3 separate regions of the Homo sapiens genome follow, and all the other regions are linked to region 1. The links are chromatin loops, found by intact Hi-C in ENCODE. Cell type or tissue: gastrocnemius medialis. All regions are shown on one strand. Each heading gives the region's core, and the rest is flanking DNA. Links, peaks and the distances in the headings are about the cores only.

Region 1 (5,668 bases), core at 1,322-3,821:
TGGGCTGGTGGTCAGGGCTGACGGGACTAAGGTTCCTTCTCACCCCATGCCACTCCCCTGTGTGGGCATTGCCCATTCTCCATTCTCTCTGCAGGGACGCTGTGCTGCTCAGCCCACCCCAGGCAGGGCAGGGAGGACAGACACTAGAGAGGCTCCCGGGAGCTCCCTGGTAAGAAGTGGAGTGGGATGGATGCAGTCCAACGTCTCTCTCTTTTGTTGTTGTCAGGTTATTGTGGTATAATTTACACACAGGGAAACTCACACTTTAAAAATGTACAGTTCTGCTTGTTTTGACAAATGTATGTTATAGTGCATCCACCACCACATCATGATATACACATTTTCATCACCCTCAGAAATTCTGTGTTCCACCCCAACTCTTGGCAACCACTGATTGGATTTCTATCTCTATAATCTGCATTTTCTAGAATAGCATATAAAGGGAATCCTACAGCACATATATATATTTTTTTGAGTTGGTGTCTTGCTCTCTTGCCCAGGCTGGAGTGCAGTGGTGTGATCTCAGCTCGCTGCAATCTCCACCTCCTGGGTTCAAGTGATTCTCCTGCCTCAGCCTCCTGAGTAGCTGGAATTACAGGCACACGCCACCACACCTGCCTAATTTTTGTATTTTTTAGTTTCACCATGTTGGCCAGGCTAGTCTTGAATTCCTGACCGCAAGTGATCCGCCCACCTCAGCCTCCCAAAGTGCTGGGATTATAGGCGTGAGCCACCGTGCCCAACCAGTACATAGCTTTTTAAGACTACCTTCTTTCACTCAGCATAAAGCTTTTGAGATTTATTCATGTGGAATTCTATATCAGTACTTTATTTCTTTTTATTGCTGACTGGGCTCCATTATATAGATGTGCCACAATCTGTTATCCATTTGCCAGTTCTTGGCTATCATTAAATTAAGCTGCTAGAACATTTATGTATAGGTCCTTGTGTGGGCATATGTTTTCATTTCTCTTGGGTAATATCTAGGAATAAGATTGCTGAGTCATGTGGTGAGTACGTGTTTACTTTTGGGAAAAAAAAATAAAGTCAAACTTTTCCAGAGTGGTGGTGGCATTTTGCATTCCCACCAAGCAATGTCTGAGTGTTCCTGTTGCTCTGCATCCTCACCAGCATTTGGTGTTGTCGGTTGTTTTTTAATTTTAATTTTCAATTTTTAGCCTTCTTAATAGATGTGTAGTGGTATCTCATTGTAGCTTTAATTTTCATTTCCCTCTTCTCTGGTGATTTTGAGCATCTTTTCCTGTGCTAATTTGCTATTTATATCTTCTTTGGTGAAGTGCCAGTTTAAGTCTTTGGGCTGTTTTTTGTTTGTTTCTTTGTTTTTGAGGGTTTTTTAAATTGAGTTTTTAGAATTTGTATGTATCCTAGTAACAAGCCCTTTGTCAGCTAAGTATTTTGCAAAAATTTCCTCTCAGTCTGTGACTTGTCTTTTATACTTAACAGTGTCTTTTAATGAACAGATGTTTGTAATTTTGATGAAGTCCAATTATCAACATTTTCTTTTATGATTCGTGCTTTTGTGTCCTACCAAAGAACACTGCCTTATTCAAGGTCACAAAGGCTTTCTCTTATGTTTTCTTCTAGAAGCTTTATGGTTTTTCACTCTTACATTTACATCTCTGACCCATTTTGAATTCGTTAATTTTGGTATATGGTGTGAGGTAGGGGCCAAGAATCATTCTTTAAAATATATGGAGATCTAGTTGTCACAGTCCCATTTCTTGCAAACACTATCCTTTCTCCCATTGAATTGCTTTGGTGCTTTGTTGAAATCAATTGACCGTATATGCATACATCTACTTCTGGACTCTATTTTGTTCTGTTAATCTATCTTTCATTTTTATGCCAACATTATAATGTCTTAATTGCTATTACAAGATTCAAGTAACTCATGAAATCAAGTAGTGTAAGTCCTCCAACTTTGTTCTTATTTTTCAAAATTGTTTTGGCTATTCTAGGTCCTTTCTACTTCTATATAAATTTTAGAACCAATTTCTCAATTTCTAAAAAAAAAATTCCTGGTGAAATCTTGATTTGGATTGAATTGAATCTATAGAACAATTTAGGAATAAAAGACATCTTAATGTTGAGTCTTCTCATCTATTAGCATGGTATTTCTCTACATTTATTCAGCTCTTTGTTAATTTCTCTCTCCAATGTTTAATTGTTTTCAGGTATAGGTCTTGAACATATTTTGTTAAATTTATCCCTACTTATTTCATGTTTTAAAAATGTTATTGTAAGTGGCATTTTAAAAATTTGAACTTACAATTGTTTGTTGCTAGTGTTTATAAATACAATTGACTTTTTAAATTGAGACATTATTTCTTGATTCTATAAACATGATAAGATGATCAACTATCCCATTTGTCTGGGATTGTACCATTTTTAACACTAAAAGTCCTAAAGAAGAAGCCAAAAAGTTAAAGGGAAGTAAACTCTCCCTTGGGAAGAGAAAAGTCGAGGTTTTCAGTGATTGATACAGGAGATTAGGGGAAAGGTATAAAACCCACATGGCAACCCCAGAAACAGAGGCCGAAGGCAACACTGGTTTTAGTGCCAAATGGGCACATCACCTTCCTTAGTGTCTGTTGCTGAGGACAACCACCATGATTTGTAGTACACCATAGTGGATCATCCATTATTATGTCACTCCTTGTGATGTAACTTAAGCGCGCTATAATCTTGAACGTGACCATCCACTTTGCCTGCGGATTAATTGTTGTGCTTTGTATTGAGACACTGCTAGTTTAATTTTAGCATGGTGACTACTGAGGCCATGTTTTCTTAAGCATTCAGGTGATGAAAATGAGGAAATGGTGTTGCAATATCAATGCCCGCGTGACCCAAATGGCCATGTTATTTTAACGACAGGAGGAGTGACACAGACAACTGGATGAGGGAGGTAAAGAATCAAAACAAGGGATACTGCGCAATAAGCAGAGAGAATTCGGGGTTGGGCATGGTGGAAGAAGGGACTGTAGAGACTGCCTCACAAGTCCTCAGTGAGATAGGCAAGTATGTCCACATTAACCAAAAAGCTTTTTGTCTCCACAAAAGACACCAATTGAAAATAGTGGCTGCTGAATTAGCTAGGGCAAACTACAAAAATGAATTTGTGTGATTGTGCTGCTCCTTTGATTGTTTTTTGAAACTGAGTAGGGGCACATTTCCTCATTTACAGGCTGTAACTGAAATATCACGTGGGTGAACAAAGGGAGAAATGTCGATGGCAGCTGTGTTGACCCTTTACAACATGCAGCGGATTCTGCCAGATCCCACCAACAATCATGCTTTCTACAGTAACCAAGTGCTGCATCCAATCATGGCAATGAAAAACAGTTCTCCTAACTTGTAAATACTTTGATTTGAAAAAATGGAGTTTCAAATCATCCTTTTTATTTCTATGAAGATTTTAATCCACCTGCAGAAAAAAAAAAAGAATGTTGATGCTATCTTGTCCAAATACAAACATGACTTTGCCCATCTGTCTGCCTATTTGGCAGACCGTGCAAATGTAAATTTTTGCAAATTCCATGCAGTCTATGAACGCTTTACCAAAGAAAAGTTAAAAATATTAGCCACGAAGTGTCCTGCACATTTTGTACACATCAGTAAAAAGGGGTGGAGTTTCCTTCCCTGTGATATTGATGCTTTCAAAATGAAAGCTTTTATTTACTTTTCAGTTTCCTCAAAGCATGAAAAAGCACTTAATGAGATTTTTCACATTCCAGAAATGGAAGGAGATGGCCTCCTTTGGACATGTGCCTACACGAGGGCTGTCACTGTTGCCAGGGTAAAAAGGCAGCCTGCCATACAACCATATTTTCAAAGCATGGGACAAGAAGAATGTCCTTGTCTAATTTGGAAATATATTAAGAATGAAAATAGAGAAAAAGATTATGGTTAAACAGTCAAACTGAAATTTATAAGTTCTTCCTCCAAAACTGCCTGATGATCTTTGAGGAGCCCATAAGGGCTCTGGAAAAGCATGAACTGACTGTCCCTGAGTTGTCGATGTTATAGGTAGGTACTGACAAAGCTCATATAATGAAAAATGACTCATTTTTTGGAAACGAAACCAAAATGTCACCAGAAAAGGACAGCCAATTTAAACAAGACTTTCTCACTTCTTTACTAAAACTGTAACTTATTTGGAATTCAACTTCAACTTCAACTTCACAAGTTCAAAGTATCTTTGTGCTTTAAAACTATTTTTCCTGAGAGAAACACAGACAGAGAAGGAGAGAGACAGAGAGAGGTTTAACTTACAGTGACATCCAGTGTGCTCAGAAATGTTCAAAAAGGGCCGGGTGCCATTGCTCACGCCTATAATTCCAGCACTTTGGGAGGCCGAGGTGGGTGGATCAGCTGAGGTCAGGAGTTCGAGACCAACCTGGCCAACATGGCGAACCCTGTCTCTACTAAAAATACAAAAATTAGCCAGGCGTGGTGGCACGCGCCTGTACTCCCAGCTACTTGGGAGGCTGAGGCCGGAGGATCACTTGAACCTGGGTAGTTGAGGTTGCAGTGAGCCGAGATCACGCCACTGTACTCCAGCCAGGGCGACAGAGTAAGACTCCAACTCAAAAAAAAAAAAAAAGTTCAAAAAGGATGGATATCTTAGCCATGGATATCCTACATGATAGATGCAAAAGATGACAAACTGCTGGTTTACCAAAACCAGCCTGCAGATGCAAAGTGAATGGACATCTTTGGACAGCTGGAAACGAATCCCTACAAATCTAAAACCCTGCCGTTGCTTGTAGGTACAATCCTAAGTATTCCATTCTCAAACGCTTTTGTTGAGATAGCAGCTTGAGGCCATCACATTGGACTGACCTCAGGAGTCAGTGTACTGAGGGCTCTCTAAGAGCAGAGCTGCAAGTCAAAGGATTTTCCATTTAACTATATTCAGTTTCATCACTACATCAAGGAAGAACTTCCTACTAAAGGCTGCAGGCAAGGAAATAAAAAGAGTCAAAATATCCTACTATATCATAGGACCAAAATGTCTTTTTTTTTGTAGACGGAGTCTCACTCTTGCCCAGGCTGGAGTGCGGTGGCGTGATCTTGGCTCACTGCAACCTCTACCTCCCAGGTTCAAGCAATCCTCTTGCCTCAGCCTGCTGAGTACCTGGGACTACAGGTGGGTGCCACCACGGGCGACTAATTTTTGTTTTTTTAGTAGAGACAGGGTTTCACCATGTTGGCCAGGCTGGTCTCAAACTCCTGACCTCAAGTGATCGGCCCGCTTCGGCCTCCCAAAGTGCTAGGATTACAGGCATGAGCCACCACGCCCAGCCCGTCATTGTTATTTTTGATTAAATATTAGTAATATCTGTTTAAATACTGCTGTTATATTACATTCACCATTTTAAAAGTCTTACATTTATGTATTTTGATACAAAATTTAAGTATCTAATAATGACTTAAAATAAATTGCTAAATCACAGGACAGGAAGAAACATTATAAAACTATTTTTATATTTTTCTCACACATATTATTTGTTATTAGTCCTATTATTACTAATTGCCACTGTGAACTAATCATATTGTTTTCTTTAAATAATAGCATTTATATAGAAGGTAAAAAATACACAATATGTATATTTCAAATAAGCACCATATGTGTATACTATTTATT
Region 2 (2,500 bases), core at 1-2,500, 97 kb before region 1:
GGGACACAAGGGACATTCTGGTTTATAGCTTCATTATATTAAGTGTGTGCTTGGGAGTTTCTCAGAGTGTTGCAACACTCCAGGAACTACATTGGATTGACAGCATTATGTATTTTACTGCAGGGTTTCTCAGATTCTTTCATGCTCATTAAACTGATACGCATTGACAAAGTCCAGTATGATAGTTTCAGCTATATCTTCTGGAACTAAGGTCCCGTGAAACATGTTTTTGAAAATGGTCCTATAGATATTTCCTCATGGAATGTACTGTGTGGTTTAGTGTTGAGCATTTTACCAGTTTATAATGGTAGAGTAGTATGCAACATCAAGTACTTTGAGTTTGACACTTCTCACCAGTAAAGAAGAAACAAAGTGTCCTGAGTTATTTGGGTCTATACACGTTTCCATTTGACGATATAATACTTTGAAATTTGAATACTTTACAAATTATTATTTGATTTATAGCAGTTTTATTTACTTTGCAGTTTAAGAATGTCAGTTATCTCTCTGTGTATTGTGGCCCTGGTCATAAGAAGTGTGGTTATTCTTTGTAGACTGAGATAAACAAGATTGTTTATTATGATGGATAACCAGTGATTTATAACTGCAGTGTGAATGATGGCTAAGAAGGAGGTATGAGGCATTATCGATGGCTTTTTTTTTTTTTTTTTTTTTTTTGAGATGGAGTGTTGCTCTGTCACATAGGCTGGAGTGCAGTGGCACGATCTTGGCTCACTGCAACCTCCGCTTCCTGGGTTCAAGTGATTCTCCTGCCTCAGCCTCTCAAGTAGCTGGGACTACAGGAGTGCGCCACCACACTCAGCTAATTTTTTGCATTTTTCGTAGAGACAGGGTTTCACCATGTTAGGCAGGATGGTCTCAATCTCCTGACCTCGTGATCTGCCCACCTCGGCCTCCCAAAGTGCTGGGATTACAGGCGTGAGCCACTGCGCCCGGCGGCATTATAGATGTTTCTAAAGCATCTAAGGACCTTCTGAGTGCTCAATTTCTTTTACCATTACAACTAGGAAATGTGTTACATTATTTTAGAAATGACATTAAATGTCAGTTTCAACTGTTGGTTTGTTGTACTCATCTGACTTTTAAAAAACTGTCTTTTGGATTTTTTTTAAGCTTGCAATTTAATTGCCAAAACCACTCTAAAAACTTTGGATATTGTTTTGATAACTTTTAAGCTTAACTGTATAATTTCCAGCATACTCGTCCCAAATTCTGTGGTGGTGTTGTCTAAGTGTATTCTTTAGCTCGAGTCTATTAAACTAGTACTTCTTTACTGTAGTGATTTCTCCCCTTTTTTGCCCTGTCATGCCATACATAATGCTATGTTTTCGTGAAACTCATAAAAAATTCATGAGGATTCCTAAATTTTACAATCATTGTCTTATGCAGTGTCCTTGTAAGGGTTTGTTTTGGAATGCTACACCATGTGTCAGGAAATCTGGGGTAGAGTGTAGCGGGTGAGTTTTGGATGACTGCCCAGTGTCTCTCACTTCTTTGGGAGTGACTCCCAGTGCTGTGCCCCGATCCAGCTGTAACTGATTGAGTCACAGTTTCTAATATTGCCTTGGCCAGTTAAGTCATCTCTCTTGGGGATTTATAATTTAGGTTCTAGACAGGGTATAGCTGAGTCATGTTACTGATGGTACTCTAGTAAAATGATCCTTGAGTTCCCTTTTCTAAGCTCTCTGTGCTGCGTTGGTACTTAACCTTCCCAAGTGTTTAGTCATTCAACTGACTTTGATCCTGAGAAGATTGTTCTTTTTTTCTGGACTTAGCTAGAGATGATTTCTGTAGTTTCAACTAAAATAAATCAAGTCACACATAGAAATGGTGTTAGAGTTATGTGATGGATATATCATGGAGAGCATTCCAAAAGCCAATTATAATTTTCCTTTTTGCCTCCTGCTTTAATTGCCTCTGCTGGTACTGTATGCCTCTCCCCACCCTCCCGTCTTAACTCAGCCATCACAAACTGCATGCAAACATGCCTGTTGTCTGCACACCTTTTTTTTGCAGCTCAGTTTCATATAGATGCACTTCCAGTACACTTTTGAAATATCATATACATACTTTGTGAATAGTGCATGTCACACTATACTGTTACAGTATGCTTGGCTGGCTCCTCATCAGACAGCAGCTCTTAAGGTCAGGCCCTGTGACATACTCCGCCTGGATTCTTGGTGTCTTGCACGTAGTAGACATGAAATACATTCTTGTTGGATTAATTTTTCCTCACCTTATGTTATTCCCACTTAAGGCCTTTATTACTCATTTAACAAATACACGTTGAGTATCCCTTATCCAAAATGCTTCAAATCAGAAGTGTTTTGGATTTAGAATTTTTTCGAGTTTTGGAATATTTACTTATACAGAGTGAGCTATTTTGGCGATGGAACCCAAGTCTAAACACGAAATTCATGTGTCTTATATACATAGCTGGAAGGTAATTTTACACATTATTTTAAATAATTTTTCACAT
Region 3 (2,500 bases), core at 1-2,500, 340 kb after region 1:
GGCCTACACATGTGTGTGCCTGCAGGTCCCCTGTGTTTACACCATGGGTGCTTGGAAGGGTATGTGTGCATGTCACCTGTTGTCTGGGTCTACATGTGTGGGTGTGTGCGTGTGGTTGTGTGCATTCGCAAAGCCTGCTGTCTCTGCCAGGCCTGGGTTGGTGCTCGGAGCTGGCAGTGTCTCTGGTATCCACCGAGGCGAGTGGTCCCCGGTAACGTGCACATGGAAGCCTGGGTTGACCATTGGGTTGGACGAGATCCCCTTGGTGGGCAGGATGGGGGTGTCATGCTCATGCTAGCCTCAGGGGTCCCCAGTGCAGATGCCTCAAGCTCCCTGAGTCTGATGTTGGTGGCTGTGGAGATGAGAAGCCAGGGGCCAGGCCAAGGAAAAGACTTGGCTGACACGTCACCAGCTGGTGGACACGGACACATGGGCTCATGTGCAAGGAAGTGGTTTCACACAGTGGGGCTGGACGGCCAGGAGGGGGTGAGCTCTCTGCCACGAGGAGGGTTCCAGCAACAAGGGCTCAAGGGTTCCTGTGGAGCTGGGGTCTCCTGCCCGCCCTGCGGGTCCCTCCAGGATCCACTGGACCTGGAGTCTCAGCAGGGGTGCCAGGCCCCGCTTAGTGCCCTCCTCTGTCTGCCCCAGTCACGCATTGCCAAGCGGGGGCGCAAGCTGGTGGACTACGACAGTGCCCGGCACCACTACGAGTCCCTTCAAACTGCCAAAAAGAAGGATGAAGCCAAAATTGCCAAGGTAAGGGCTGGAGGCGGGTCGGGGCAGCGTCTGCAGGGGGCTGAGAGAGGGCGGGTGTCTAGGACCCCGAGGGTGGAGGCTTCCTCCTGCCTGGCCCCAGGTGGCTGAACTGGGGGTGGGGACGATACAGGGCCCAGGCCGGTGAGTGAGAGGCCCTTGTGGGTGCCTGGGTGAGGTCCACCCTAGGCCCATTCCTGCCCCCCGTGCCACCCTGGCCCCTCAGCCCTGATCCAGGCCACCTGCCAGCCTGAGAATGGGCCTCCTGGGTTTCCCTGGAACGGCGCCGCCCTGCCTGGCGAGCCGGGTGGAATTCGTCACGCGATCCCAGGCGACCTGTCCCTGGCTGGAGCGAGCCAGTAGGTGCAGAGCTGGCCCCACTCATCCTTTGGTGAGGGGCTGGGGTGGCCCCGTCCTCCGGGCAGGGCCGTGCTTGCTGGGCCCCCTGTGCTGCTAACCACGCTCACCTTTTGCCTCTGCAGTTGGAGTTCACCCCCTTTCCTTACCCCCCGGGCTCCCCCTAATTCTCTCGGCCTCAAGGGCCCATATCTGCTTGGGGTGGCCCCCGCGCGTGGGGCGTGTGGACCTGCATTTAATCTGTGTGTCTCTGTTTCTCTCTCCCCACCTCCCTGGTCTCTCCACCTTCCTTTGCCTTGACCTCCCCACCCCAGCCTGTCTCGCTGCTTGAGAAAGCCGCCCCCCAGTGGTGCCAAGGCAAACTGCAGGCTCATCTCGTAGCTCAAACTAACCTGCTCCGAAATCAGGTGACACTGGCTTCTAACCTTGCACGTGCTGGCGCCTTCCGGTCTGTCGTCCTGTCCTCTCGCCCTGCGGTGGAATGCAGGGCTGGCATCTGAGCCCAGCTGGGGCAGGGTTTTTCAAAGGCCTCTGCTGGGAGAGCTCTGCTTCAGAGGAGACCTGAAGTCAAATGTAGGGGTCAAAGAACCGGCTGAGGGGCTCTGTGTGACCTGGGTGGGGGCATAGCTATGCCCGCTCCGTGGCTGCATCTGTGGTCATTCCTGGAGACTCCTCTGAAATCCTAGTGGTCCAGGAATGCCTTTGAGCCATTGTCCTCTGTGAGGGCTCCTCTGGGGAGGGAGGCGACATCATCAGGCCCCTGTACTGCCATGCCTGTCCTTCAAGCCACATGACAACTCTGAGATCATCTTGAATTTACTGAGCAGAGAAAGCTGCCCAGAGAGGCACATCACAGCCTCCTCCCAGGGCCCCAGAGCCGGTTAGGGGCAGGGTTGGGGCTCTCCTGACTGAAGCCCCTGCGTCATTTTCCTCGGACTTGTGGTCCCCGTGGTGACTCTGGAGGAGTTACTGGGAGGACCCTCCAGTCTGGATGGGATGCTGAGACGTGGAGGGGAAGCATGGGTCCTTGGCCTTTGGGGATTCATGGAGGGCAAGTGACCAGCACCACAGTGTTCCTGGGGGGCTTCCCGGAGGAGGCTTTTTTACAAAACTCCTGGGCCATCTCACCATCCTGGCCATAGAGGCTATGGTCTTCTCAGCCCCCTGCCCTCCAAATGGGTTACAGTGTGGCCAGGGACCACTGGATGCAGTGCCCTGTGAGAGGTGGGTCATGTGGTTTTCTCGCCAATGAAACTGAGGCACATTTCAGGTCAGTGTAGTCACAGCCTGGATGTGGCCCTCACACTTCTCCATATTCCCGAGAGGCTGGCGATAGGGGCCCGGCCCCGGAGGTTGGGTTTCTCTCTGGGCAGCTGCCCCATTTTTTCGG

What was found. Peaks named below come from ENCODE experiments on the same cell type or tissue, not always from the same donor. Only the 100,000 strongest peaks of a DNase experiment are listed, where the experiment ranks them.
Region 2: a loop joins it to region 1, with 6 times the contacts of the local background. A loop is called at or near these places in 3 of 110 quality-filtered maps.
Region 3: a loop joins it to region 1, with 4 times the contacts of the local background. A loop is called at or near these places in 6 of 110 quality-filtered maps.

The regions. Positions count from the first base shown.
Region 1 is chr2:127,409,350-127,415,017 of GRCh38, reverse strand. It overlaps LOC124908047 (translation initiation factor IF-2-like), which reads left to right and starts at 4,664. Exons shown (of 3, transcript XM_047446883.1): 1 at 4,664-4,722. The coding sequence starts at 4,664. RefSeq lists enhancers at 3,804-3,853, 3,994-4,193. In gastrocnemius medialis, for the core only: no CTCF peak of the experiment used is centred there; DNase peaks (open chromatin) are centred at 2,847 and 3,257; H3K4me3 peaks cover 286 bases; H3K27ac peaks cover 1,597 bases.
Region 2 is chr2:127,507,886-127,510,385 of GRCh38, reverse strand. All of the region lies in intron 2 of IWS1 (interacts with SUPT6H, CTD assembly factor 1), which reads left to right. Among named protein-coding and RNA genes, the nearest start is that of IWS1, 17 kb to the left of the region's middle. In gastrocnemius medialis, for the core only: no CTCF peak of the experiment used is centred there; a DNase peak (open chromatin) is centred at 1,525; H3K4me3 peaks cover 503 bases; H3K27ac peaks cover 2,500 bases.
Region 3 is chr2:127,067,180-127,069,679 of GRCh38, reverse strand. It overlaps BIN1 (bridging integrator 1), which reads left to right. Exons shown (of 19, transcript NM_139343.3): 6 at 649-756; 7 at 1,425-1,517. Among named protein-coding and RNA genes, the nearest start is that of BIN1, 39 kb to the left of the region's middle. RefSeq lists enhancers at 1,018-1,648, 1,649-2,280. In gastrocnemius medialis, for the core only: CTCF peaks have their summits at 402 and 1,453 (motif pointing left); DNase peaks (open chromatin) are centred at 439 and 1,479; H3K4me3 peaks cover 861 bases; H3K27ac peaks cover 2,500 bases.